Linked DNA regions of Homo sapiens: all the other regions are linked to region 1. A link is a contact called in ENCODE Hi-C or POLR2A ChIA-PET data. All regions are on one chromosome and are shown on one strand. Each heading gives the region's core, a stretch centred on a gene start or an enhancer-like site at or near the end of the contact. The rest is flanking DNA. Distances are from core to core; before and after follow the strand shown.

What was found. Hi-C counts contacts between places; a loop is a spot of excess contacts on that map. ChIA-PET counts read pairs that join two places held with the same protein, here RNA polymerase II (POLR2A). Pooled maps may share reads with other maps.
Region 2: a loop to region 1 is called in a map with no recorded cell type, with 17 times the contacts of the local background. The contact joins the promoter of CHAF1A here to the promoter of CATSPERD in region 1. A Hi-C loop is called at or near these places in 2 of 37 single-sample maps with no recorded cell type and 8 of 50 pooled maps. POLR2A ChIA-PET finds 5 or more read pairs at or near these places in 1 of 52 experiments (CD4-positive, alpha-beta T cell).
Region 3: a loop to region 1 is called in a map of naive thymus-derived CD4-positive, alpha-beta T cell, with 24 times the contacts of the local background. The contact joins the promoter of HDGFL2 here to the promoter of CATSPERD in region 1. A Hi-C loop is called at or near these places in 1 of 168 maps with a recorded cell type or tissue (naive thymus-derived CD4-positive, alpha-beta T cell), 1 of 37 single-sample maps with no recorded cell type and 9 of 50 pooled maps. POLR2A ChIA-PET finds 5 or more read pairs at or near these places in 1 of 52 experiments (BJ).
Region 4: a loop to region 1 is called in a map with no recorded cell type, with 19 times the contacts of the local background. The contact joins the promoter of TNFAIP8L1 here to the promoter of CATSPERD in region 1. A Hi-C loop is called at or near these places in 1 of 37 single-sample maps with no recorded cell type and 7 of 50 pooled maps. POLR2A ChIA-PET finds 5 or more read pairs at or near these places in 2 of 52 experiments (OCI-LY7 and endothelial cell of umbilical vein).

The regions. Positions count from the first base shown.
Region 1 is chr19:5,719,309-5,722,039 of GRCh38, reverse strand. It overlaps CATSPERD (catsper channel auxiliary subunit delta), which reads right to left and starts at 1,403. Exons shown (of 22, transcript NM_152784.4): 1 at 1,232-1,403. The coding sequence starts at 1,302. It overlaps LONP1 (lon peptidase 1, mitochondrial), which reads left to right and starts at 1,894. Exons shown (of 18, transcript NM_004793.4): 1 at 1,894-2,336. The coding sequence starts at 1,908. RefSeq lists enhancers at 1,645-1,744, 1,697-2,213 and silencers at 2,025-2,074, 2,205-2,284.
Region 2 is chr19:4,401,241-4,403,971 of GRCh38, reverse strand. It overlaps CHAF1A (chromatin assembly factor 1 subunit A), which reads right to left and starts at 1,332. Exons shown (of 15, transcript NM_005483.3): 1 at 1,158-1,332. The coding sequence starts at 1,209. RefSeq lists enhancers at 179-874, 875-1,572 and a silencer at 1,085-1,364.
Region 3 is chr19:4,470,945-4,473,675 of GRCh38, reverse strand. HDGFL2 (HDGF like 2) reads right to left here and starts at 1,379. Exons shown (of 16, transcript NM_001001520.3): 1 at 1,254-1,379. The coding sequence starts at 1,325. RefSeq lists silencers at 1,184-1,243, 1,274-1,453 and enhancers at 1,954-2,303, 2,564-2,731.
Region 4 is chr19:4,638,151-4,640,881 of GRCh38, reverse strand. It overlaps TNFAIP8L1 (TNF alpha induced protein 8 like 1), which reads right to left and starts at 1,366. Exons shown (of 2, transcript NM_152362.3): 1 at 1,253-1,366. RefSeq lists an enhancer at 366-1,365 and silencers at 1,266-1,705, 1,766-1,845.

The sequences.
Region 1 (2,731 bases), core at 154-2,653:
TTCAAGACCAGCCTGGGCAAAACAGTGAGACCCCATCTCTTTTTTTTTTTTTTTCCTTTGAGACAGAGTCTCCCTTTGTCACCCAGGCTGGAGTGCGATCTCAGCTCACTGCAACCTCCACCTCCTGAATTCAAGCGATTTTTCTGCCTCAGCCTCCCAAGTAGCTGGGATTACAGGCACCTGCCACCAAGCCTGGCTAATTTTTGTATTTTTAGTAGAGACGAGGTTTCATCATGTTGGCCAGGCTGGTCTGGAACTCTTGACCTCAAGTGAGTGATCTGCCCACCTCTACCTCTCAAAGTGTTGGGATTACAGGCGTGAGCCACTGCACCCAGCCAGTGAGACCCCATCTGTACAAAAAATAATAATAAATAAAATAAAATAAGGTTAAGGAATCATTATGAATCTTCCTGTAAACATCAAATGAGGCCATACACCCTAAGAATACAGCTCACAGGTCCCTACTGAATGTGACAGTTTAGTCCAGATGGGAGTTCCCTGAGGGCAGGAACGGAGTTTCAGCAACTGGTCCCCATGGCAGGTTGGAGTATGCACTAACCTAACATTTACTGAAATTTCAAAATGTGCTGGGTAAGGCTGGGCGCGGTGGCTCACGCCTGCAATCCCAGCACTTTGGGAGGCGGGGGTTGCAGTGAGCAGAGATCGCGCCACTGCACTCCACCCTGGGAAACAGAGCAAAAACTCCGGCTCCAAAAAGAAAAAGAAGTGGGAGGGCTAGGCCCGGCGTGGTGGCTCACGCCTGTAATCCCAGCACTTTGGGAGGCCGAGGCAGGCGGGTCACGAGGTCAGGAGATCGGGACCATCCTGGCTAATACGGTGAAACCCCCGTCTTTACTAAAAATACAAAAAAAAATTAGCCGGGCGTGGTGGCAGGCGCCTGTAGTCCCAGCTACTCAGGAGGCTGAGGCAGGAGAATGGCGTGAATCCGGGAGGCGGAGCTTGCAGTGAGCCGAGATCGCGCCACTGCACTGCAGCCTGGGCGACAGAGCGAGACTCCGTCTCAAAAAAAAAAAAAAAAAGAGGTAGGAGAGCTTAATATCGGGCTGGGAGGATGGGGTGGAGTAGGGTGAGCGAGGCGTCAAGTTCGATTCCTAAAAAGAGTAAAAGGGGAGCCTCAGTGAGGTTGGGGAGCAGGCCTCGGCTCCAAGATGAACCAGCACCCTCCCGACCCCCGGCAGCACCCCAGCCCCAGGAGTCCTGGCAGCCCCACCGACAGAGCTGAGCTGTGACCAGCGGTCGGAGCCACATGGTCACAGCCGCCACCAGCATCAACATCAGCATCGACTTGGGCTTCCGCCGCCACCACTGCCCCTCAACCGCCACGGGGAGTCGCTGCACAATCCGAGTACGTGCAGGCTGAAGCCCTGCGCATGCGCATCAATGAGTCCCGGGAGCGGGCCTCCGCGCACTGCAGCCCGGCGCTCCGCCTGAATCTTGAGCATGCGCAGACGAATCCCGGGAAGCCCGAATCCGCGCACCCCAAAGTGCGCTCAGAGCCTGAGTATGCGCACCCGGCCACCCGTGGCCAGTCTAGAGTCTGAGCATGCGCATGTTGTCCGCGCGCCTAAGCATGTGCACAGGCTGCTCATGAGTTCCTAAACGTTGCGTTTGCAACACTACCAGTGTTTTGTACGGGCGCTGGCGCCTGCTCACAGCCTTCCACGTGACCGGAAAAGGCCTTCAGCGCATAAAGTGGGAGACCGGAAGAGGCGGAGACGATCCGATGCTCGAACTCCGCCCCCTCTTCTCCGCGTAGGCCCAGCTCCCTGAAGCGGCTGTTTCGAGCCACGCGCCCATCGGGTACCGAGGCACGCGCCGGGCGTCACGTGCGTTTCGCGGCGAGCGGAAATGACGCGAGTTGTGTGAGCCGCCAGTATGGCCGGGCTATGGCGGCGAGCACTGGCTACGTGCGACTGTGGGGAGCGGCGCGGTGCTGGGTGCTGCGGCGGCCGATGCTGGCCGCCGCCGGGGGGCGGGTTCCCACTGCAGCAGGAGCGTGGTTGCTCCGAGGCCAGCGGACCTGCGACGCCTCTCCTCCTTGGGCACTGTGGGGCCGAGGCCCGGCAATTGGGGGCCAATGGCGGGGGTTTTGGGAAGCGAGCAGCCGCGGCGGAGGCGCATTCTCGGGGGGCGAGGACGCCTCCGAGGGCGGCGCGGAGGAAGGAGCCGGCGGCGCGGGGGGCAGCGCGGGCGCCGGGGAAGGCCCGGTCATAACGGCGCTCACGCCCATGACGATCCCCGATGTGTTTCCGCACCTGCCGCTCATCGCCATCACCCGCAACCCGGTGTTCCCGCGCTTTATCAAGATTATCGAGGTAATGGGAGTCCCCGCCTCGGCCTCAGGTTTCCCACCTGTGCAAGCAGCGGGCTGAACCGTGGGATCACTTGAGCGCCCTTGTGTTTCGCAACTTTTTCAGACATGAAGTTTCTCGAAGGGTGCAGTTCGAATCCTTGTCTGCTCACCACTAGCTTGGGAACCTTGAGCCAAAGTCCTCTCCCTTTCGGATTTCTTAGGATCCGTTAGATGAGAGGAGTTGAACCCGATGAGCCTAGGATTATCCACTTTAGAACGCCGGTCATAGAAATCCGGGGCCGGGAGGGACCTGAGTAGTGTTACGGCGCTGTTAGTTTTCTCCTTACTTGGCACGAGTTTTGTAATACCTCCTCGCCCCAGGCGCTCTGCCGTCTGGTTACGAGCCTCACTGGGATC
Region 2 (2,731 bases), core at 83-2,582, 1.3 Mb after region 1:
GGTGCAGGCCTGTAATCCCAGCTACTTGGGAGGCTGAGGCAGAAGAATCGCTTGAACCAGAGAGGCAGAGGTTGGGCAACAGAGCAAGACTCAGTCTCAAAATAAATAAATAAATAAAGTTAAACATCCTGACTTAAAACATCACAGCTCCACGACAGTACCAACTTTATATTAATTTTATGTCTCCGGGAAATCCCACAGGCTAGAAGGAACTACAGCCATGATTTTCAGCCAAGGCGGAATCTGCCCCATAGGGGACACAGGGCAATGGTATTTCTGGCTGTTACTAAGGCATGGTGAGAGGGGCTGCTACTGGCCTGCAAAAGGCGGAGGCCAGGGATGATGCTTAACACCCTGCAGTGCCGTGCCCAGGACGGCAACAAATATCAACACTGCTGAGGCTGAGAAACTGGACTGGCGTCCATTCTAGCCCTTCATTCGTTCACGTTATTTACTGAGCACCTACTATGTGCCAAAGCGTAATGCCAAGTGCTGCCAAAGCGTTATGTAATGCAGAGTCCAGCAAGGGAGAGGGACAGTCTGGTCTTCCTTGGTTCACCCTCCCACGTTTCAGGAGGCCTGTGGTGGGCTCCAAAGACCCCATTCCAAGGCACACGGAGGAGGAAGTCACGGTGCATATCAGGAAGGAGCAAGAACTCGGGAGTCCCACCCTCCTGGCCATCTCTACCATCTGGGCCTCTTCTTACCCGGGCTTACCCCGACCCTCAGCGGCATCGGTACTGGTCCCCGAGCCCGTGCGACCTTGGGCCTCAGTTTCCCCACCCGCTGCAAGGTCCAACATGGTCAAGGGACACAAACGCATCCAGTAACCTGCAGGGCAAGCCCTTTCGCTTCCCTGGGCCTCAGTTTCCCCTCTCGGCCCCTCCGACCCACCGCCCCAGAGAGTCCTGGAGGGACGAACTGACGCAAAAGCGCCGGAAACAAACAATATGGTCGCGGCTACAACAATAACGTCAACAAGGGTGCCCTTGGGGACGCCAGGCCCTCGCTGGGGATGAGAAGGCCCCAGGGGGTGAACGCCCGGCCCGCAGGACCAGGCTTGGCGCCCGGAGGCCCGTCCGCCTCCCATCGCCGCCTCGGCCCGTCCAGGCCGCGCGCCGCGCCCCCCCTTCCCCTCGGCGCGGGCCCGAACCGACCTGTGGCGGCTCCCCTGGCGCCGGGCGCCCCGCACTCCAGCTCCTCCAGCATCGCCCCGGCGGCAGCTCGACCTCCTCTCAGGCGGCGGAGGCGCGGGCTCCCCTCAGGCGGCCGCTGCTCTTCGCCCTCCCGCCCGCGCCGCTGCTGCCGCCGCGGCCGCCGCGCTCGTATTTGGCGGGAACCGCGGCGACCCCCGCAGTCCGCGCGCCAATTGGGCGAGCCCGGGTCACGTGACGGCCCGCCTCGGGAATTGAGGGGCGCCGGGGGCATCCTCGCGAGATCCGTGACTTCCATTCCTCCCAGGGCTCGCCCATTGACATATCCGCGAGGGACTGGGCTTCCCCTCGGAGGCCTGTCATTGGCTGGGAGGAGCTGCCCTGCGATTGGAGGAAGGAGGTGTCAAGCTCATTGCTCTGCGCTGCGACTGGCTGATCGCGTGGGATAGTCCCTAAGAGGAGGGAGGCCCAGGCTCTTACGTCACCAGAACATTTTACGCAAGGCGCAGATGACAACTTGAAAGTGGGATTTAGATGAGGAACCTGGAGTTTTGAGTTTATCCTAATGGGACATCGGCTAAATATAGCAACAGCAATTAAAATTATAAATTGCTTTCTACAAGAACAATAAAACGAAGTCTGGGGAGCGCTTCGGAAGTATTTGACATTCAGTAAATAACATGTAGAATGAGTGAACGAAATGGACGAAATGGATCGTTTCTGGTTTAATCCTCAGGAAATTGGCACATGCTGTTTTCTCTGCCTAGAACAATCTTTTCGCAGCTCTTTTCCTGGCTAATTTATACTTTTCAGATCTTAGATCGTCACCCCAGGAAGCCTTTTCTTCCCCAACCCTGACAATATCAAGTGCCTACAACACTGTTCTTTTCCTTAAAGCAATTACAGCTGTGTCTATTTATTAGTTTGTTATTTGACTAATGAATTAATTTCTGCCTTTTGTCATTAGTTCTGGCGAGGGTAGGACTCATTCCTCACTGGAACCCCAGGACCTGTTAGTAACTGATCATATTTACCAGGTCAATAAATGTTTGAGTGAATGTATAAATATTTGATTGAACTGTGTAGATCAAGCAGATTAAAAGCCTCACACAAAACAGAGAACTTCAGTGTCAGCCTGTGAGTGTAGAAACAGGTTTTCTTTCTTTCTTTCTTCCTTCCTTCCTTCCTTCCTTCCTTCCTTCCTTCCTTTCTTTCTTTCTTTTTTCTTGAGACGGAGTCCCTAGTAGCTGGGACCACAGGCGCCCGCCACCACGTCCGGCTAATTTTTTCTATTTTTTAGTAGAGACAGGGTTTCACCGTGTTAGCCAGGATGGTCTCAATCTCCTGACCTCGTGATCCGCCCACCTAGGCCTCCCAAAGTGCTGGGATTACAGGCGTGAGCCACCGCCCCTGGCCCTGAATTGCATTCTAGAAGCATCTTTCTGGCTGCCATGACAAGGAAGAATTGGAGGGGAGGACTGGTGGAAAGTATGGTCAAGGCATGAAGACAGACCTAGATGTCTAGATGTGTCACGTGGGCAACTGAATGGATGAACACAGGACAGAGAGAGAGAGGA
Region 3 (2,731 bases), core at 130-2,629, 1.2 Mb after region 1:
AGGTCCCAGCTTCCCTTAGCCTTGACCCTCAACCTTCCCCCCTGACTGCCTCCTCCAACCCTGGACCCCTAGCACATGGCCCTCGGCCCCCCAGCCCCTCAAAACTGGGCTTCTCCAGGACCCACAAGGGAGTGCTTCAGCCCCCATATCTGACCCCAAATCTCAAGTTCCGCAGTTCTGCTCAAACTTGAACCTTGAGCCCTCAGGCCTGGGATCCCCAGGCCCTCAGGTGAGGGTCCCTCAGGTCCCAGACCCTCCCAGACACCCTGCGCACGGCTCCCTGAGGCACCCTGGACACCCCCAGACACACGAGGCGTGGCTCCCTCTGGGCCAGGGCAACCCCAGATCCCCATGGTGCAGCTCCCTCAGGCACAGAAGCCCCAGACCCCCAGAGCGCAGCTTCCTCAGGCCCAGGACCCCCAGACCATTGGCGCCGCAGCTCCTTCAGGCCCTGGACACCCCCCAGATCCCCACGGCGCAGCTCCCTCAGGTCCAGGACCGCCATTCCCCCAGAGTGAGAATTTATCAGGCCCCAGACCCCCAGGGCACCGCTTCCTCGGGCCCGGGACCCCCAGACCGTCGGCGCGCGGCTCTTTCAGGCCCCAAACACCCCCAAACCCCCAAGGTGCGACTCCCTCGGGCCCAGGATACCCCCAGACTCCCAGGGAGCGACTCTCTGAGCCCCAAAACCCTCATACACCAAGGGCGAGAGTCTCTCAGGCCGCAGACACCCTCAGAACCCCTAGGCGCGGCCCCCTGAGGCCCAGGGCCCCCAGACCCCGGGGCGCGGCTCCTGCAGGGCTTGGACACCCCCAGAACCCCAGGACGCAGCTCCCTGAGGCCGAGGACCCCCAGACCCCGGGAGGGGCTCCTGCAGGCCCAGACGGCGGGTCCTGCAGGATCCGAACACCACCAGACCACAAGAACGCGGCTCCCTGCAGCCCAGGACCCCCAGGCCCCGAGGGCGGGGCTCCCTGAGGCCCAGGATCCCTAGACCCCGGGGCGCGGCTCCGGCAGGCCCCGGACAACCCCAGACCCCTAGGGCGCAGCTCCCTGCGGCCCAGGACCCCCAGACCCCCAGGGCGGGGCCGCTGCGGGTCTCGGACACCCCCAGACCCCATGAACCCCAGACCCCCGGGGCGCAGCTCCTTCAGGCCCAGGACAACCCCGGCCCTCCAGTGCCCGCCTCCGGCCCGGGGCCCCCGCTGCCCCCCCCCCCCCCCCCACCGGCCCCATCTCCCGCGCGGCCTCACCCTGGCAGGCCAGTGAGGGTAGCCCTTCATCTTAGCGAACACCAAGTCCCCGGGCTTGAAGGCGTGTGGCATGCTGACGGCGAGAGGCCCAGGCCGCGGAAAGCGGCTGCAGCGGCGGTAGCGGCTGCGGCGGCGGCGGCGGCGGCAGCGGGAGGCGAAGCCGGGGGCGGGAGCGGGACGCCGAGGGGGCGGGGGAGGCTGTCTGGGCAGCCTGCCGACGCGCGCTTATTGGGCGTTGCGCCAACGGAAGTTCAGCCCTCCGGCCGTCACGGGCCGGCAAAGCCGTCGATCAGGACCACGTGCAGGGGACAGAGAAGGGAGGCGACCAATAAGAACAGAGGTTGGAGCACAGCAGTTAACGGGATTGGATAACGGACAGACCCAAGGGGCGTAACCCAGAGACTCTAATGGGAGGTTATGGGAGGTGAAAGGGAAAGGTGGGAGGAGACGAACAGACGCTCTAAGGGAGTGAAGGGGTGGAGCTTAAGGGAAAGAGGCAGGACATAGACCTCCACAAGAGAAGGGGATATAAGGAGGGCAGAACATTGGATACCGCAGAAAAGAAGGCCAATCACTTAACGCAATGGGCGGGTCATTGACAGCCTCTCCCGCTCAGGAGGAGAGGCTTAAAGTAGATATGCAAGCCATTGGATACCACAAGAGAAGCGCCTCAAGGTAGGGAGCAGGCATTGGCCATCACAAGAGGCGGGGCTTCAGCGGGAACGTCGGCCATTGGCTATCGAAAGAAGAGCGATACAACATAAAACAGGGACGGGCGATTGCCAGCTCGAGGAGGCGGGACTTAGAGGAAGGGGCAGGCTCCGGGGGAGCTCTTAGTATAAACAGCCACAAAATGCACAAAATAGTTATTTCTTCACTTAGTTAAAAACTTAACTGAGTACCTACTATATGCCAGGGCCCCAAAACGCCACACAGACCTATTCATTCATTCAAGAAAAATGTACTGAATACCGTGGGGCCGAGTCACTTGATTGTCCTGGGCTTCGCTCTCTGCACTTGGAAGATGGGGCCCATAATGATTGTGAGGACCCTGCTCTAGACTGAGCCCGGCAACAGGAAATACAGGAAGTATTAGAAGCTATAACTCGGCCGGACGCGATGGCTCACGGCTGTAACCCCGGCACTTTGAGAGGACGAAGCGGGCGGATCACGAGGTCAGGAGTTTGAGACCAAGCCTGGCCAACATGGTGAAACCCCGTCTCTACTAAAAATACAAAAATTAGCTGGGCGTGGTGGCACGCACCTATACCAGCTACTCAGGAAGCTGAGGCAGGAGAATCACTCGAACCCAGGAGCGGGGGGTTGCAGTAAGCCGAGATCGCGCCACTGCACTCCAGACTGGGTGACAGAGCAGAAAAAAAAAAGCTATAACTCTACCTTCCGGCAGGGCGTGGTGGCTCACGCCTGTAATCCCAGCACTTTGGGAGGCCGAGGTGGGTGGATCACGAGGTCAGGAG
Region 4 (2,731 bases), core at 117-2,616, 1.1 Mb after region 1:
CCCCTCCTCTGCCCCTCCCAGCCCTTGCCTGTGCAGGTCCTGGGTCCGGCCCATCCAGGGAGCTTGTTATGTTTCAAAGTTGGCGCCCTCGGACCTGCCGTAGTGGCAGAGGGCACAGCCCATGCAAAGGCCCTGAGAGAGGACCTCGCCTGGGGTGTTGGAGAAACAGGAGGAGGCCAGTGTGACTGGGGCAGAGCCACAGCGAGAGTCAGGCAGGTTATGAGCAGGGCCTGTATTCCTGCATCTGATCCCCCAGCAGCCCTCAACTTGGGGAGTTACGACCCACTCCTGTTTTACAGATGAGGAAACTGAGGCTCCGCAGAATTGAAAAACTGGTTCAAGATATCATGCGGGTGGCAGAGCTCAAACCTAGATTGGTCCAAGCTCCGCCACCACTGGGCTGGCCCCCCTGGGGCCTCCCAAGGCGTTCATCGCCTCCAGCTGAGCTGGGACTGGCTCAGGAAATAAACTCTGGCGGCCTGTTTACACCTGGGGCTGCTCCTCCACCAGCCCTTCCCCCCTCCATAGAGAAGGTGCTGGGAAATGTGAGGATGCAGAGAAAACAGATTCTGTCCTGCCTCTGTCCCCACTTCCCTGGACAAACATTGGAAGCATTGGCCTCTTTCTAGGCCTTAGTTTCCCATCCCAGGAAATGGGCCTAGTTCGACTTCACAGAAAAGGCCAGGAGGCGGCAGGTGTCCTTCAGATCACCTGCCAATTACCTTAGCAGCGACGGTCCCAGTTCACAGCTGGCAAAACTGAGGCCAAGTCCCCACAGGCCACTTGGGAGCTCATTAGGGGCCAGTCTGGGTGGGCCCGGGCTGGCCTAGGCCTGGCTCCCCGCCACCGATGCCTGGACCGATGCCTGGTTTAGCTAGAAGCTACAGTCATGCCCACCTCCGCACGGCTGGCCCAGCTGCCCACCGCCTGGAATGCCCTCAGGGTTCTGGAATCTGGCCTGAGCACCTGCGGCCCTACAGTTAAAGGGGGCAGAGTCCACTAGAGTCCACATGGGGGATGGGGGTGCTGGTCCCAGAGCAGAGCCCCACGCCAAGGGGGGCAATTGAGACTCAATCTGTCTCCCCCTAACCTATACAGCGAGAGTGACAGAGAGACAGACGGAAACTGAGGCAGGAATGTAGACGGACAGGCGGTGGGGTGCAGAAGCATTAAGGGGCGGGAGAGACAGAGGGCGGCCAGGTGGCCCCCGAGATGCGCTGAAATGGGGGGCGCCCCGGCACTGCTCGCTCACCTACTCTCGAAGCAGAGTCCGTACGTCCAACCGTCGGGGGTCCGTCCAGCCGCCTCCGTGGGCCGGGGCCGTTGCCGCGGCGGTGGGAGCAGCGCCGGAGCCGGGGCCGGGGCCGGGGCGGGGCGGGCAGCGCGGCCCCGCCCTCCACTCGCCTCGCCCCTCGGCAGGCCACGCCCTCCACTCGCCCCGCCCGCGCGGAAGGGACCGGAGAGTTGCCAGGCCTGGGGGGCGGGCCGAGCGCTCCGGATTAGCCAATGACAGGGCGGGCAATGTACGAAAAGGCCAATGGGAGCAGGGCACTGCGACGGGGGGGAAGTGGGGGGAAGGGGCGGAGCCTGGGGGCGGGGTCAGGCGGCTCTGGGGGATTCCTCCGGAATCGCGAAGGGGCCCGGATGCGGGGGCGAGGCCGTCGTGGGGGTGCCGGCCACAGAAAAGGGAAGAGATAAGAGTACGAGACAGACAGAGAACCTGGGGAGGGAGGCACAGAGACACCAACAGGAAGAGACCAGAGAGCCAAAAGGCAAAACAGACCAACCACGTGGTTCTGCACGGGCCCCTTCCTCCTTCTGGGGCTAGTTTACCCGCCTGGGTAATAGGAATTTCGGCAGAAGCGTGTTTCTCAAAGTACGGCCTCGGGGAACCCTTCGCGTCAGAAAGATCTGAGAGTCCATTTTAAAATGCAGATTCCAACTAGGTGTGGTGCCTCACGCCTGGAATCCCAGCACTTTGGGAGGCCAAGGCAGGAGGATCCCTTGAGCCCAGGAGTTTGAAACCAGCCTGGGCAACCTAGGGAGACCCTGTCTCTACAAAAAAAAAAAAAAAAAGAAAGAAAGAAAAAGAAGAAGATCAAAATAAGTTAAAATTTTAAAAATACAGAGTTCTGTGCCACAAGAAGGGATGAATCTAACCCAGGGTTGTGGGGCTATAGATGAATCTTTGGGGTGAGGTGGAGGGCTCCTGGAGACCTCATCAGAGGATCCCCAGGTCCAGCCTCGATTTCCGTAGGAATGAGCCTGCAGGACACACAGGAGCCTCCCGGCTGCGCAGCGCCAGCTGGGGTCCCCCGGGGAGGATGCAGCTGTGAGTCCTGGGAACCAGGCCCTGGAGCTGCTCCCAGGTCCCCTGCAGCACCATTTCCGCCCTGCAGCCCAACTCTGGGTCCCGGTTGCAGCTAGGGCCTAGGGAGCCCATAGCAACCTCGCTGCTTCTTCCTCCAGGAAGCCAGACAACAAATTGTTGAGGGCCTGTTGTGTGTCCTGACCTGCACACGGGATTCAGGAAGACCGAGGCACAGGCCTCAGGAGGCAAAAGTAAGTTAAATATCTCATTGGCTGGGCCCGGTGGCTCACCCCTGTAATCCCAGCACTTTGGGAGGCCGAGGTGGGCGGATCACCTGAGGTCAGGAGTTTGAGACCAGCCTGGACAACATCGTGGAACCCCGTCTCTACTAAAAATACAAAAATTAGCCGGGTGTGGTGG